Regions from separate parts of the Homo sapiens genome. Here region 1 is linked to region 2. A link is an interaction called in ENCODE POLR2A ChIA-PET data of the cell type or tissue named here. Cell type or tissue: OCI-LY7. All regions are shown on one strand. Links, peaks and the distances in the headings refer to the core of each region. The heading gives the core; the rest is flanking DNA.

What was found. Peaks named below come from ENCODE experiments on the same cell type or tissue, not always from the same donor. Only the 100,000 strongest peaks of a DNase experiment are listed, where the experiment ranks them.
Region 1: POLR2A ChIA-PET joins it to region 2 with 18 read pairs; 3 of 35 experiments call an interaction of 5 or more read pairs at or near these places.

Annotation. Positions count from the first base shown.
Region 1 is chr4:40,514,119-40,516,931 of GRCh38, forward strand. The region is part of intron 2 of RBM47 (RNA binding motif protein 47); the gene reads right to left. Among named protein-coding and RNA genes, the nearest start is that of MIR4802, 13 kb to the left of the region's middle. RefSeq lists a silencer at 1,762-2,072. In OCI-LY7, for the core only: a CTCF peak has its summit at 695; DNase peaks (open chromatin) are centred at 673, 1,423 and 1,903; H3K4me3 peaks cover 2,441 bases; H3K27ac peaks cover 2,500 bases.
Region 2 is chr4:40,733,477-40,736,289 of GRCh38, forward strand. No RefSeq gene overlaps it. Among named protein-coding and RNA genes, the nearest start is that of NSUN7, 15 kb to the right of the region's middle. In OCI-LY7, for the core only: a CTCF peak has its summit at 1,993; no DNase peak of the experiment used is centred there.

The DNA of each region.
Region 1 (2,813 bases), core at 84-2,583, 220 kb before region 2:
ACCATTTAGCAAAACCTTTAAATGGAATGAATTCCCGAGCTCACAGAAGTGCAAATTGCAAGGTTACACATTGCCTCCCAGAAACACAGGACCTGGTTCTGAACTCTTTGCTAAAGGATTCTGATTCAGCCCACTGTAAAATCTCAAGCACAAGTAGGTTTTCCACTTACTCTCCATTACACACATGTCCCTCTAGCAAAACCAAAAACAGCATTTGATGGAAGCTAAAGATTACAATTATCCGGGGACTCCGAGCCACTAAAAAATAGAGTTTGCAAAGAAATCCCTTTTGCCCCCGTCTTCCCCTCACCATCCCTGCCCCTTCCGCAGAAGGGAACCCAAATCGTATGCAATTTGAAATTTTTAATATGAATATACTAAAGTAGGAAGCACGTACCTGCTAAGCACCTGGCGCTCTCTTTCCCTGCTTGCTCTCTCCTCCCACACTCTGGCAACGGAATGCCCTTCAAAAACCATGGCTCAGTGCTTTTGGTAAATGTTTTACGAGACACTAAACAGGCTTGTGTCCCACCCTCAGAGCAAACACCACTGAGGGAACACAATATAATGGTCGAAAAGATATCATGTAATGTACAATAATGAAAATGAACAAGCAGGCTCTATTTCCACACTTCCCCTTAAGGGGGAAAGCAATGTCAAACTTTCAGGTGGTGGGGGCGGAGTTGCCGGAAAGGCTCATAGAAATAAACCTTGACGCTGGAAGCGTTAGAGCGATTTTTTTAAAGGTGGCATAACGATAAGCTCATTGTTCTAATCCTCAAACAAGTCTTGGCTTGCTGAGCTGAAAAACTGTCAAAGGCAAGAGTTAATAAAGGGTGGAGTTCACCGGCGAATATGTAGACGCAGTAGCATCTCCACATTGACCACATATTCCTATTTATCAGAGAAAATGCAACTCAAAAAGTGCTCATAAACCATCCTCCACAATAACCAAAGGTACTTCCCATTTTCCATATCCTTCAAGTTATTCACAGTTAAGACCCAACTCTGCTCCAAACCAGAAGTTTTGCATTCCATTCAAGTTAACAATTACAACTGAAGGATAACAGAAACTTGCTGGCACCAAACTATTAGAATGTCAGGTGCCTCCTGGTACCACCAGGGTTAATGAGATAAAGAGAGGGTGCCCAGGGATGATCTATCTGCCTGGTTTTACAGAAACTACCTATAGAGATTGCTAGAGTCTTGGGCCCATGCAAGCAGCACGCACTCATCGGCTACTGGAGGACTGAGTGGGACATCTAAGACATGAAAAAGCAGAATTACTTAGCTACAGTCAAGCCCACTCGCTAAAAAGAGACCAAGACCGTCTAGAGAAGAAGCCAGAATTGGCTTTGGTTGCAGAATCACACCCACAGGCAGGATAGGCAAATAAGATAACCCATTCTCTGTCCCCACCCACTCCTCCAATCCCCAAGAGAGTGCTCAGAATTTTGCATTTCCTACCTTTAAAATATCTGCTGGGGTGGAAACAAAACAAAGCAAAACAAAACTGAACCTAGAATTGAGATCATGTGTTTTCTACACTCCAGCTGTGTGACCTTGAGGGAGTAACTTAACCTCCCTGAGCCCGTCTCCTCATCTATAAAGTACAAATGTCTAGAAACACAGAAGTTATTTCCAAGAACTGACAGCTCTCCAGCTCCAGGAGCCTAGAAAATGGCACAGAGCAGTTCTTGACAGTTTTAAAATGTCAGAAGGGTTGTTGTCATTTTTTGGTCTCCTACCTTATGTGGATGGGTTCCATCTTATTTTCAATGTCCTCCTGTTGCAGAAGCTTCCGGTTAGTCCTGGGACTAAAGGGCAATTGACCTCACTCCTCCTGGGTCTGACTGACTAATCTGTTAGGGTGGGTACCATAAATGACCGTTTTATCTGCCTGCCCGGGGCGTGGCAACAGGGCCTCCCCGCCCCCCAGCCCTGCCTGTCAGCTCCTTTTGCTTTCACAACATTTCTCGTCTTGCCCTCTATCACAGTGAGCTGACCCGCCTCCTAACGCCTCATCCGGGCCTCCCTTTTTCTCTTTTTTCCCTCTCTTCCTCTCTCCTTTCTTGCCTTGCTTCCCTGAGAGGAACATAATGGGTGTTGGGGGAGGGCGATGATTCTCTTTTTCTTTTCTTTCTTTTTTTTTTTTTTTTTGAGACGGATTCTCGCTCTGTCACCCAGGCTGGAGTGCAGTGGCACAATCTCGGCTCACTGCAACCTCCGCTCCCAAGTTCAAGCGATTCTCCTGCCCCAGCCTCCCAAGTAGCTGGGATTACAGGCACCTGACACCATGCCTGGCTAATTTTTGTATTTTTAGTAGAGACAGGGTTTCACCATGTTGGCCAGGCTGGTCTCGAACTCCTGACTTCAGGTGATCCGCCCGCCTTGGCCTCCCAAAGTGCTGGGATTACAGGCATGAGCCACCATGCCTGGCCCTCATCATTCTATTTCTCCTTCTACTATTTTATGTGACATATCACACAACCCAGTGCATGGTTTACACAGGTATTATTATTATTCTCGAGATTCAGAGATGCAGAAAGATCCAAAAACAGCCCAAGGTCACTGAGCCATTGCTGACAGGCCAGGGGCTGAGGTGGCCTTTCCTGACAGCCCAGGATTTCCCTTAAGCCACTGACCTCCAAAAGCACCTCCTCTCAGAGCCGTAAGGCCCCACCTGGTCTAACCTGCTCTCCCCGCCACCTGTGGCATAGTTTCCTCTCAGATCCCTCTCCTCATCTTCCTTCCTCCCTCAGCACGGGCCAGCCCCTTATTCTAATGTTAGGGTTTATCTCACTTGACCTCTT
Region 2 (2,813 bases), core at 207-2,706:
CACCATACCTGGCCCAAAGTTTCTGTTGTTTTTTCATAGTTTTCTATAATTTTAAAAATTGTTTTCTAAGGGATCATTAATCTGAAAAACCTAGCCCACCATTACAGAAAGATACAAATCCACCTACAACCATCCCAAGTCTTTGAGAATAAAATAGAACCAGAAAGTCTGGGTGCAGTGGCGGCCTTTCTACTCAGGAGACTGAAGCAGGAGAACCACTTGAACCCAGGAGGTGGAGGCTGCAGTGAGCTGAGATCATGCCACTGCCCTCCAGCTTGGGCAACAGAACCAGACTCCATCTCAAAAAACAAAACCAATGAATGAACGAACGAATGAGAAGGAAGGAAGGTGGGAAGGAGGGAAGGAGGGAAGGAAGGAAGGAAGGAAGGAAGGAAATAGAACCAGAAAAAGTCCACCAGAGCCTAAGAAGAGCATTTGAGGTAGGGAAAAAACCTTCCCTCTCCTGGGGGCCCCAGGGCGGGTCCTAGGGAGCGCAGTGTTGTGTGCTGCTGTGCAGAGCAGAGCGGAGCAAACTGAGGGGCCACGAGGTGTGTGCAGGAGGCTGCGTGAAGTTGTGGTGAGGAAGATGAGAGGCTCCTAGGAATTTCTGGGTGCAAGAGAATTTTAAACAATGAAGGTTTTAAAGAAGAGCTATTATGTCCTTGTGCTTAGGCCCTCTTAACTCTGAGAGAAAAAAGAGTAAAATTTCTGTCCTGGCTGACTGCTTTAAAGGAATATGATTCTGATTGTGCCATAGAAATCACTGCTTTATAAACCTTATATGTATCTGTTTACTACAGATGATCAAGGGAGAGAAAAGGATAGTAGGGACATAGAAGGAGAGAAAAGAAAAGCATTCACGGACAGGCCATGGAAGGCGTTTCTTGTTTCAGTAGTATTAAGTACCTATTTCATGTTGGACAGAGAAAAAGTTGAGTGAACTAAGTCCTCTGCCCTAAGGAGCTCATTATCCAATAACAGGGGAGAACAATATGTCATTAAATAATTTAAATAAAATCCAGATGTAATTAAGTTTTATTGAGCATTTAGTAAGAGCCAGATGCTTTCTGAGAAAAAAAAAAAAAAAAGCAGCCCCTGACATCTAAGGACTGGCCTAAAATTTATAGGTAGGCCTGAGTGGGAGCAGAAGCTGGCCGGGAGCTCACAGCTAGGACAAGTTATTCTCCTGCTGCGTGTAAACAATCTCACAGAACACTGACACCAGTCAAGTCACTCTGAGATCATGAGGAAGTGCGACAAAACAAGACCACTTCATAATTTTGTCTAAGCACAGACAAAAATGAGGTCACTGTGCAACCCCTAAAACACGAATAGCTCTTCTTTCAGCTAATATGAGCCTCTAGTGATTCTTTACCTTTAGAATTTTAGCCTTGCTCTAGTCTACTGTCCCTATAAACGTTGAGATGCCCAGTCATAGACTTTCCCTGCATTCTGACAGCATTCAATCCAGAGTGAACCCCTACTTCCTTGGATCCTTCCACAGACCACCCAACCGCAGCCCGAATCCAATAGTAGGTCTGATACCCTCTTACTGAGAAGCCCCACAGTTCCCCATGGTGTGTGTTCTCCCTTGCTGCAATGAGTAATAAACCCAATTCGTTCCACTACTGCTGTGCTCCTGGTGGGCTCTGGCTGGAGGGCACTGTCATCTCAAGTACATCATTTAATTTCATCCTCATAACGTGAGCATAAGCCTGAATTTATAGATGACGATAAGGCTCCTAAAGGTTAATTTAATTCAGAATTACAGGCAGAAAGAGACAAAGCTGGGATTTGAACACTGAGCTTTGAATGTTTCTCACTACCTTGAATGACTGAAGACAGAGAGCAAGATAGAGAAGAAAAAAGATGTCCAAAAAGAGACAAAAAGATGTTTTTCCTCACCCACTTTAACTGCCACTTTCAAGGAGCAACATCTCCATCTTGTGATATTTTATGATACGGGTTTTAAATAATTGAATTTTATAACTGTAGGAGATCGTTCAGACACAACTGAAATTTAAGAGAATACTTAAAAAAATTTGCTCCATAGGCAAAATAAAATTAAGCCATTACATTAAAAACCACAGCTATGAGGAAAGAAAGGTCTCTTATTGTCATCTGTCTTACTTTTTCTTTTCTGAGGGACAACCCTCCTGCATCCTTCCACTTTACAATAATGTCCTTCCCCAAGATGGCTGAGTACATACATCTCAAGTACGATGCGTGCCTCTGCATCAAGGAACTTTTGGGTATCTGAAGGTTAGGAATGGGAGACTTTTCACTGAATATCCTTTTGTATTAAAAAAAACTTAGGAGTATGTGAATATATTACTAATTCAAACACAAAACTAATTTTTTTTATTTTAAAATTTATTTATTTATTTATTTTGAGACAGAGTCTCACTCTGTCGCCCAAGCTGGAGAGCAGTGGCGCCACTGGGCTCACTGCAACCCTTGCCTCCCAGGTTCAAGTGATTCTTGTGCCTCAGCCTCCTAAGTAGCTAGGATTACAGGCGCCCTCCACCACATCCGGCTAATTTTTGTATTTTTAGTGGAGACGGGGGTTTCACTGTGTTGGTCAGGATGGTCTCGAACTCCTGACCTCAAGTGATCCACCCGCCTCAGCCTCCTAAAGTGCTGGGATTACAGGTGTGAGCCACCATGCCTGGTCAATTTTTATTTATTAATTTTTTCAGTCAGAGCAAGATAGCTTGATAATAAATTGACATTTTTAGGGTCAAATATAAAATATGCATGTGTCTGCCTTTTATTTTACTTTTTTAAAGAAGTAGACTCTATAACTAAGGTAC